Regions from separate parts of the Homo sapiens genome. Here region 1 is linked to region 2. A link is a loop called in an ENCODE intact Hi-C map of the cell type or tissue named here. Cell type or tissue: PC-3. All regions are shown on one strand. Links, peaks and the distances in the headings refer to the core of each region. The heading gives the core; the rest is flanking DNA.

Evidence for each region. Peaks named below come from ENCODE experiments on the same cell type or tissue, not always from the same donor. Only the 100,000 strongest peaks of a DNase experiment are listed, where the experiment ranks them.
Region 1: a loop joins it to region 2, with 4 times the contacts of the local background. A loop is called at or near these places in 1 of 110 quality-filtered maps.

The regions. Positions count from the first base shown.
Region 1 is chr9:16,572,537-16,577,915 of GRCh38, reverse strand. All of the region lies in intron 4 of BNC2 (basonuclin zinc finger protein 2), which reads left to right. Among named protein-coding and RNA genes, the nearest start is that of BNC2-AS1, 150 kb to the left of the region's middle. In PC-3, for the core only: a CTCF peak has its summit at 2,251 (motif pointing left); no DNase peak of the experiment used is centred there.
Region 2 is chr9:16,919,896-16,925,274 of GRCh38, reverse strand. No RefSeq gene overlaps it. Among named protein-coding and RNA genes, the nearest start is that of BNC2, 52 kb to the right of the region's middle. RefSeq lists an enhancer at 3,000-3,607. In PC-3, for the core only: a CTCF peak has its summit at 3,087; a DNase peak (open chromatin) is centred at 3,204; H3K27ac peaks cover 765 bases.

The DNA.
Region 1 (5,379 bases), core at 158-5,157, 350 kb after region 2:
TTTTCTTTTTTTTTCTTTGACTTTAAATGAAAGGATATACCATTCCAACAAGCTGCATGAATACTAGAATCTTCATTCACTTTCAAGAGATCTGAATTAATACCAGTGTTATTTCCTTTGGCTGAGGTCTGCCTGCAAGAATGCTTGTTGCACTGGAATTTTGAGACCTTTCTTTTATTATGTTCTGTAAATGTGATTTCCTTTTACTGCATGCATTTCATTCGAGGAAAAGATAGTTTTACATTATTACTTTAATTATTTACTAATTAAGCCAGCTTTTTTCCTGCCTATATTTTCTCCAAACTCCTGATTTTTTTTTAATGTAAAGTAAGCAGACCTGGTCTACATCATCCAGATCATCAGTCAGTAGATATTTATTAAACCTATCTCATACATGAAGGATTGTGCCAGGTAGCCTTCAGTTCTTCCACGGAAATGATGAGAAGTATAAAGTTAATTTAGTATCATATACCAACCAGCTTTATGGTTTAATGTACTGTAAGACTTAATATGCATATAACCCATTAATTTCAAACCTTTTTTTTTGTATTCACTGGATATAATTTTTCTTTTTTTTTTCTCAGCATGGTTGAATTTGAATTTTCAGCTTGTACTTGATATGTCTTATCAGACCAGGGGTATTTATAGAGACCTTCACCCAAATAGAAAATATAGAATTTTTGATTGAATCTGAATATCAATAAACAATAAATGATTTTAAATATAAATATTACCATGCAAATTTAGGTGAGAGTCCTTTATGTTTATTTGCTAAATCTGGCAAGCCCATACCTAAAAGAAAATCCTATTCAGACTCAATTTGCATAAATCCTAAATCAGGGCTATTGGTCATAAGCATCCTATAATCAAAAAGGTTTTGGGCCAGGCGCGGTGGCTCACGCCTGTAATCCCAGCACTTTGGGAGGCCGAGGCAGGTGGATCAGGAGGTCAGGAGATTGAGACCATCCTGGCCAACATGGTGAAACCCCGTCTCTACTAAAAATACAAAAATTAGCTGGGTGTGGTGGTGCGTACCTGTAATCCCAGCTACTCGGGAGGCTGAAGCATGAGAATCGCTTAAACCCAGGAGGTGGAGGTTGCAGTGAGCCGAGATTGTGCCATTGCACTCCAGCATGGCGACAGAGCGAGACTCCATCTCAACAACAACAACAAAAAAAGCTGTTGATTATATCAGTCCTACATTTAGAATCATGAGATCTCAGTATTTTATTTACAAATTCCTCAAGTTCGTTGGAGGCATGGTAGTTTGTAAGGACTTACAAGCAAGGCAGATCAAAACAAGTAATTTTTCATTTTGTCCTATGAAAGTTCACATGTCTTTATTATTTGTCCCAGTCTATGTTCTTATAAATTGTCTAAATATCTGTGAAAGTGGTTTGTTCCCAACTGGTAACTCTCTAATATTCTCCCTGACTTGAGTCCAAAACCTAGCATAACTAAAGTAGTCCAGTCTTTTCCTTGCCAATCTCTTTTCTTCCCTAGTCTTCTCTCCTTCCCACTCCGCATAGAAATTCCTTTATCATAAGAATAAAGCATGACATTTCTGTGATATCATGCTCATTCTGAGTGACTCCACAACAGTGTCCATATGATAATTTGTAAATGTGTCAAGATAAAGAGAGGAGACTAAAAAACAACTAAGTTTCGTCTGACAAAGGGAGATAATGTTCCCAGCAAGCTCTGGCTTGGAGACTATCCCAACGAAAACAACATTTTCTTTCGTAGAAATTTTTTTCCAGAGGGGTGTTTAGGGTTTGGTGAACAGTAGCACAGGCACTAATTTGAGTCCTCAGGGGAAGGGAAGTACATGCTTAGCAGTGGCAAAGTAAGAACCAGATCCTTAGGGGAAATGTTTCTAGGGCTTTGTTCAGAAACACAAGGATAGAAACACTATCGTCTTCTTCCCTTGGTGCACTCGTTTGGAAAAAGCGGAAGCTGGTGCAGTATCTGCTTAAAGAATTTGTCTTTCTAGTGGACTTAGTTTTTCCAGATTGTAAATGCTGAAACCCGGCTTTGCCTAGCTGCAAAATTCTCTTTTGCTCAGGGAAAACAGCTTTTAGCTGCCTCCTAGTTTTGGTGAGGCAGCTGGATTCTGGTCTCTCCATGAGCAAAGTCCTTGGACTTTTTTCTTCGTTTTAGAGAGCAAAAGCAAGGCCATTTTCCTGCCTGGCACAGGAGGCTTTTTTGGGCTTGACCTGAGGGCACAGTGCCCTCTTCTGCCTCTCTCCTTTACTTGCTGATCACTGCTGATAAGCTCTAAAGGGAAGACATCCTCATAAATGCAAAGGTTTGGTGCTTGATTAATGGCACTAAGTATTTTCTTATTGTGTCTCTGAGCAGCTTTTGATTTGTTTCTCAGCCTGCACACTTTTTGGATGGTGCTTTGCACTCCTTAAATTTTCTTTAAACCCAGCGCAAACAGTGCCTCCCCTTCAAAGTCCTGGGCTGTCTGCCTATTAGCTCCCCAGATTTTCTTTTTTTCCTAGCTATGTTTTATTCAGATGGAACATAAAGTGAGGCTGGCAAGACCTGGCCTCCAGTGTAGTCACTGCTGGTCTGCTGGTAAGGAGTTTCGTGGGAGGGTGTTGAGAATGAAACACACAGAGCTGTATCCCGCTTCGGGTGAATGAATGGGAGGCAATATACAAAATAGGTAAGAATGTTGTTCTTGAATGAGACTGTTTACATTCACGTCGCGGCTCTGTCACCTACTGTAGGTAGAATCTTGCCAAGTTGTATAATCTCTCTGTTCTGTCATCTGTGAAATGTGAGTGATGATAGCTCCTAGCTCATAGTGTTCTTCTAAGATTAAATGAGATAATCCAGATGCCTCATACATAGTATACACTTAATAAGTGTTAGTTGCTGTTATCACTAACTTCCTATAAAAGTAAGACTTCAACACTGTGGACATGATAGACATGTTTTAGCAAAGTAGAGTGATTAAAAGTTGGGTGTGGCCAGGCCAGTGGTCAAATCCCTTCTCTGCCTTTTGTTAGTAATGCCTTCTCTAAGACTCAGTTATTTCATCGAGAAATTCGGATAATAATAGCAATGCATCTAAATAACACAGATTCATTTTGAGAGAGGATTACATGAAAGAGTAGGGTTAGCCCAATATTCTGGCACAACAATTTTAGGAGCTAGTATTGTTATTGCTAAGTCAATAAAATAATATTAAACATCAATATTAATGATAATATCTAGTGTCTCCCTTAAGGTACGAATGTGGAATGTGTTGGGATGAAACTATTTCTCCTTCCAGGGAAGGTTTTCTTCAGTATGCAGTTGCAGAGGTCAGGTCACCAGTTCTTTTGGCTGTTGGACCAAGTGTTCCGTAGGTGAAATTGTTTTCCCAAGCAAATCCAGTATAGTTCCATACCTTCCATTTCCCCTAAAATGTCATTTGAGCCCTTATTTGAACACAGTAAGGAATATTTTACACCAAAAGTCATTTTGAGAATTGCGCCAGTTAAAATAAATTATAGTAATATTTACCTGCTAAAAATCCAAAAGCTATAAGTAGGTGAATTTTAGGTAGGATTAAGGCTACTTTTACCTATTTTCACACCTGTCTTTTTGCATGTGAAGTGCTTCGATGGGCTCGCCACTTTATCATTTTATTGCATTTTATTACATCATAAATTTTTATATCTTGCTAACGATCCTACAGGAAGCTTAATTGTTTATAGGAGCATCTTAATTAACTGGAGTTCACCAGGTTAAGCAGAACACAAATTGAAGGGTTTATAAATGAAACACACTCAACTCCTCTCCTTTTACTCAGGATAAACTAGGAGATTCGGCTGGGTCGTAAGGACCCCATATGCCTCAGCAATATCATGTTGATCCTTTCAACCACTCTTCCTTCTCTATTATGTCATAAATGGTGACTTCTAACTCCTCTCCCCTCTTTACTGAAGTGTGAAATTGCTGGATAAGTACAGTATTTCAAAGATAACTCTGAATTGTATTCTGGGAGCCCTAAAATGTTGTTTATACATCCCATTTCTTACCAGGTTTTGCCTTTGTAGATGTTTATATATCTTCAAAAGGTTCTTGAATTAATTTGTTATTAGTTCGCATATACCCAAAGAATTGTATAAGAAGTGCTTTAAGTATTACTTTAAGTATTACCACAACTGGATAGACTTGTAACCAGTATTTGTTAAAAGGCCCAGTAGTGAGATTCCTCTCTTCGTTCAGCTGCTCCCTGGTACCCAGGGAGATCCCCACTTTGACCTCATGGGCCTCTTTGCCTTCTGTACAGTCAAGTGACGCTACAAATTTAAATGCAAACCCATCTAATTGAAAGGACAGTCTTGGGCCTTAGATTCTACTCGCCAAGAAATGTAAAGGCAACTCTACACCTGGCTGTCCAATAAGGAAGCCACTGTTATGGCTTTGAACACTTGAAATGTGGCTAGTCCAAATTGAGATGTGATGTAGGTATAAAGTGTACACCAAATTTTGGAGCTGTCATCTTATTTAAAAAAAGAATGTAAAATAGTCATTAAGAGTTGTTCTTCCATATATTTTTGATTTATCATGTCAAATACGTTTTTAAACATCACTTTTTTACTATTTTACTTGAAACTAGAAAAATTAAAATTCTGTATCTTGGCTTGAATTATATTTCTTTCTTTTTCTTTTTCTGTTTTTTTTTTTTTTTTGAGACAGGGTCTTGCTCTGTCACCCAGATGCAATGGTGCAATGTCATCTCATTGCAACTTCCCCTTCCTGGGTTCAAGCAATCCTCCCACCTCAGCCTCCTGAGTAGCTGGGACCACAGGTGTGCGCTACCACGCCCAGCTAATTTTTGTATTTTTTGTAGAGATAGGGTTTCGTCTTGTTGCCCAGGCTGGTCTCAAGCTCCTAGATGCAAATGATCTTCCCGCACTGGCTCCCAAAGCACTGAGATTACAGCTGTGAGCCTCCGTGCCCGGCCATAAATTATATTTCCATTAGACGTGGTAATCGTAGGCTCTAGGTATGAGAGAATATATTTGGAGAGCTAAAGCCTAGGTTAAAGTGGTTTGGTGGCAGAGTAGTTAGAATTGGTGTGATAATCCTAACACCCTAAATCCAGGCTCTTGTCCCTTGAGTCACCACTGTAAACTCTTTCCCAGTTTTTCGTACTTTGACGCTTGCTGCACTATTGATCCTGGCCAGTTTTTCCTGTGCCTTGTTCATCAAGAAAGTGGGATTCCCACCCCTTTACTCCCCTCTGCACCACCACTCCCCACCCCCGGAGCAATTAAGTGCTCCCTTCTTTATTTTCTCAATACACTTTGCTGAGACCAGAGGTTTCTGGGTAATACTGATCCTTCCACTAACTTGAAAAGCTCAGGAAGGGCA
Region 2 (5,379 bases), core at 315-5,314:
AGAATTCTACAAATAAGACATGTAATACCCTGTGTTTGCACCTCTCCCATCTTCCTCTTGCTTCTCTGGTGTGTGGGTGAATGGAGTGTGCACAAAAGCAAGGACCACCCCCAGGACAGGCACTCTGCTCCCTGTGCTGCCCAGGTCCTTTGGTCTTCTTCTGTGACAGTTTCTTTTCTTAGCCCACTAAGCAATGATAGCCACCAAGATCATATGCTAAATATACCCCCTCTTTGGCAAAAAACCCCACATATATATATATACACACACACACACACACACATAATAAAAAAATCAGAAGTTGAGAGGTGACAACGTGCTAGCAGCCCTCGCTCGCTCTCAGCACCTCCTCAGCCTTGGCGCCTCCTCAGCCTCGGCGTGTGGCCACACTTGAGGAGCCCTACAGCCCGCTGCTGCACTGTGGGAGCCCCTCTCTGGGCTGGCTGAGGCCAGAGATGGCTCCGTTTGTGGGGAGGTGTGGAGGGAGAGGCACAGGCGGGAACCGGGGCTGCGCGCTGTACTCGCGGGCCAGCGTGAGCTCTGGGTGGGTGCGGGCTCCACAGGCCCTGTGCCCGGCGCTGCTGGCTCTGGGCAGTGAGGGGCTTAGCACCTGGGCCAGCAGCTGCAGAGGGTATGCTGGATCCCCCAGCACTGGGGACCCGCCCACACCACGCTTGAATTCTCACCGGGCCTCAGCCGCCTCCCCAACAGGGCAGGGCTCGGGACATGCAGCCTGCCATGCCCAAACACCCACTACCCCCCCGCACCCCCACTGTGGGATCTCATGCGGCTGGAGTCTCCCTGCCGCCCACTACTCAGCACGCCTGGGTCCCATCGACCACCCAAGGGCTGGGGAGTGCAGACGCGCAGCACAGGACTGGCGGGCAGCTCTGCCCACAGCCCGGTGCGGGATCCACTAGGCGAAGCCTGCTAGGCTTCTGAGTCGGGTGCAGACTTGGAGAACTTTTAAGTCTAGCTAAAGGTTTGTAAATGCACCAATCAGCACTTTGTGCCTAGCTCAAGGTTTGTAAACGCATCAATCAGTACCCTGTGTCTTCCTCAAGGTTTGTAAATGCACCAATCAGTGCTCTGTGTCTAGCTAATCTAGTGGGGACTTGGAGAACTTTTGTGTCAAGCTAAAGGAGTGTAAATGCACCAATCAGCACTCTGTGTCTAGCTCAAGGTTCATAAATGCACCAGTCAGCACACTGTCAAAATGGACCAATCAGCTCTCTGTAAAATGGGCCAATCAGCTCTCTGTAAAATGGGCCAAGCAACTCTCTGTAAGATGGACCAATCAGCAGGATGTGGGTAGGGTCAGATAAGGGAATAAAAGCAGGCTTCCGGAGCTAGCAGTGGCAATCTGTTCTGGTGCCTTTCCATGCTGGAAAAGCTTTGTTCTTTCACTCTTCACAGTAAATCTTGTTGATGCTCAGTCTTTCAGTCTGTGTGCCTTTATGAGCTATAACACTCACTGCGAATGTCTACAGCTTCACTCCTGAAGCCAGCAAGACCACGAACTCACTGGGAGGGACGAACAACTCCAAACGCGCTGCCTTTAAGAGCTGTAAAACTGACCGTGAATGTCTGCCGCTTCACCCCGGAAGTCAGTGAGACCACAAACCCACCAGAAGGAAGAAGCTCTGGACATCTATGAACATCTGAAGGAACAAACTCGGGACACACCATGTTTAAGAACTGTAACACTCACCGCCAGGGTCCACAGCTTTATTCTTGAAGTCAGTGAGACCAAGAACCCGCTAATTCTGGACACAAAGTCAATACCACTATTCTAACATTGTATTTGAATTTGAAAATACTCTATATGATTCTTGACTTAAAATATTTCAATGACTTTTTACAAGGAAATAACTTGTGGCAATTATATACTGATGTAAGCTCCTAAGTAAGAGACAGGATGTCTTCAGTGACTCATAGCAGTATCTTTTTCTTTTTTTTTTTTTGAGACGGAGTCTCACTCTGTTGCCCAGGCTGGAGTGTGGTGGTGCAATCTCAGCTCACTGCAAGCTCCGCCTCTTGGGTTCATGCTCTTCTGCCTCAGCCTCCCGAGTAGCTGGGACTACAGGCGCCCACCACCATGCCAGGCTAATTTTTTTTGTATTTTTAGTAGAGACGGGGTTTCACCATGGTCTCGATCTCTTGACCTCGTGATCCACCCACCTTGGCCTCCCAAAGTGCTGAGATTATAGGCGTGAGCCACCATGCCCAGCCTCATAGCAGTATCTTCACACACTCCTTAGCTGGACAACACCAAGAGGCCCCACTGGTAGCTCATCAAAGATATTTATTCCTTGGCTAAAGCGAGCTAAGTTTGTTACTGTTGCATCTGTGGAGCTACCATGGTAATGGGAGGCAGGACTGGTTTCAGGAGCTTGAGATCTGCGCAGTGGCTTAGGAAGCCAGACCCTGTTAGAAGGGTCCTGTGCATCCATTTATGCCCTGCTGTTGCTATCTTGGAATTCTTAATAATTTTTGAACAAGGGTGACCTAGTTTTCATTTTGTACTGGGATCTGCAAATTACGTACTTGATGGGAGGTAGGAAGTAACAAGCACAGTTTAAGAGGGGGAAGTATACTTAATCCTCTATACATTCTTTTCAAAGAATAAGGCAAACCACATTCCAGAAAGCAAAAGGGTTCTCTTTCCTCACCTTGGTTATTTTCTTCACCTTGATCATTTTATATTTCTTCACCTTGATCATTTTATATGAAGATGACTAGAGTATCCTAAAGAATGTAAGAGAAGGATTAGAAAAAGGAATGATGACTTTACATTGTTTTTGTATTAGAGGATATAATACTAGCTTGAAGGGAATAATTCAGGTAGTGATTTTCTTTTCATGGAAACTTTTGTATTCCATTAAAATGCAATATAAACCTAAATCACCTTAGAAACCTCTAGGGGAACAGCCATATAGATTGCTTTCTTTTCAGTACTTACATTCTGGGAAATTTTTAAACTTACTTACATTTTAGGGGAGGAACTTTTTCAGAAATTTGATGTCAATAAATTAACTGATCGGGAAATGAGAAATATGGTGGTTTTTATTCCTGCTCTACTCTGGGAGGCAGTAGAACATAGTGAAAATCAAAGTCTCCAGGAAGGATTGATTTTAATCCCTGCTGAATTACCTTAGGGACCTCCCTCAAAGACCATGAACCTCAGTGTCCTAAACTGTGAAACTGGGTGACTAATACCCATCTCACAGGGTGGTTAATGGGTGATCAAACAAGACAATGCCATAAAATGTTTGACAAAGTGCAAGGCGTTGAGTCAGCTGTAATTATTGTTGTTGTTAATATTATTTCTTTCTGTCCTTCTCTTCTAGTGGAAGCCCTGTCTAAAACGATCTAGTCCTTCTGTGAGAGCCTGGATAAAGAATTTAACATGTTGGTACTAGAATATCCTCATTTGTGAAATGGTTGTTAACTTAGCACACCACCTAGCAGGTGATAGACATTCAGTAACTAACAGCATGTGGGTTGGGGTTAAGGGTTGTTTTTTTTTGTTTGTTTTGAGACGGTGTTTCGCTCTTTTTTGTCCAGGATGGTGTGCAATGGTGCTATCTTGGCTCACTGCAACCTCCGCCTCCTGGATTCAAGCAATTCTTCTGCCTCAGCCTCCCGAGTAGCTGGGATCAGAGGCGCACACCACCACGCTCGGCTAATTTTTGTATTTTTAGTCGAGACGGGGTTTTGCCACATTGGCCAGGCTGGTCTCGAACTCCTTACCTCAGGTGATCCGTCTGCCTCAGCCTCCCAAAGTGCTGGGATCACAGGTGTTAGCCACCACGCCCAGCCTCTTGATTTAGTGTGATTTGTATTTGAAATACAAAAATAAAGATCAAGTTCCCTGGCCGTGTATAAGAAATAACAACCCACGTACGTAGTACTCTCTTTCTTTCTTTTTTTTTTTTTTTGAGATGGAATCTTGCTCTGTCGCCCAGGCTGGAGTGCAGTGGTGTGATCTCGGCTCGCTGCAAGCTCCACCTCCCAGGTTCACACCATTCTCCTGCCTCAGGCTCCCGAGTAGCTGGGACTACAGGTGCCCACCACCACGCCCGGTTAATTTTTTGTATTTTTGGTAGAGATGGGATTTCACCATGTTAGCCAGGATGGTCTCAATCTCCTAACCTCGTGATCCGCCCACCTCGGCCTCCCAAAGTGCTGGGATTACAGGCATGAGCCACCGTGCCCAGCCAGTACTTTCAATTCCTAAAATGTTTTCATGCATCTTCTCTGAGGAGGGCACGCGCTAGTAAATTACAGAATCTGGAATCCTGACTCTAGTTTTATGATCTTTCTTCCTCATCACCATTTTATTCTATCAAATATTTGGAGACTCGTTATAGTGCTGTCTTCAGGAAAATTGCTTGTGCAAGGTTATTGATGAAAGATGGGTAAGAGCACTCTATAGCCAAGCATTCCTTGGTGCTTGGGAATTAAACTCCACTCTTCCCCCAACTGGTGTCCGTGTGTCATAATGTTGTCTAATTCAAGAGCGAGAAAAGGATCCAGCCTGTGGATACAGAGGGCTATGCCCAAAATGCATAGGGACTTACTGAAGATAAATTCACCTGCATATCAGTCTTATCTAAAATCATCCCTGATCTGGCTGGGCGCGGTGGCTCACGCCTGTAATTCCAGCACTTTGGAAGGCCAAGGCCAGCGGGTCACGAGGTCAGAAGATCGAGAACATCCTGGCTAACATGGTGAAACCCTGTCTCTACTAAAAATACAAAACATTAGCGGGGTGTGCGGGCGGGTGCCTGTAGTCCCGGCTACTCCGGAGGCTGAGGCAGGAGAATGGCGTGAACCCAGGAGGCAGAGCTTGTAGTGAGCCGAGATTGTGCCACTGCACTCCAGCCTGGAGGACAAAACGAGACTCCGTCTCAAAAAAAAACAAAAACAAAAAAATCCCTGAGCTTATATAATGATGTTGTTTTAAATTCCAAATTTCAGAAAAAGCCTTATAATGTCCTTTATTATTGATATGGTTTGCCTGTGTCCTTACCCAACTCTCATCTTGAATTGTACCTCCCATAATTCCCATGTGTTGTGGGAGGGACCCAGTGGGAGGCAATTGAATCATGGGGGTGGGTTTTTCCCCGCTGTTCTCGTGAGAGTAAGTCTCATGAGATCTGATGGTTTTATAAAGGGCAGTTCCCTGCACCCACTCCCTTCCCTGCTGCCATGTAAGACGTACCTTTGCTCCTCCTTCACCTTCTGCCACGATTGTGAGGCCTCCCCAGCCATGTGAAACTGTGAGTCCATTAAACTTTTTTCTTTATAAATTACCCAGTCTCAGATCTTTCTTCGTAGTAGTATGGAAATGGACTAATACAATTATCAAGCGCC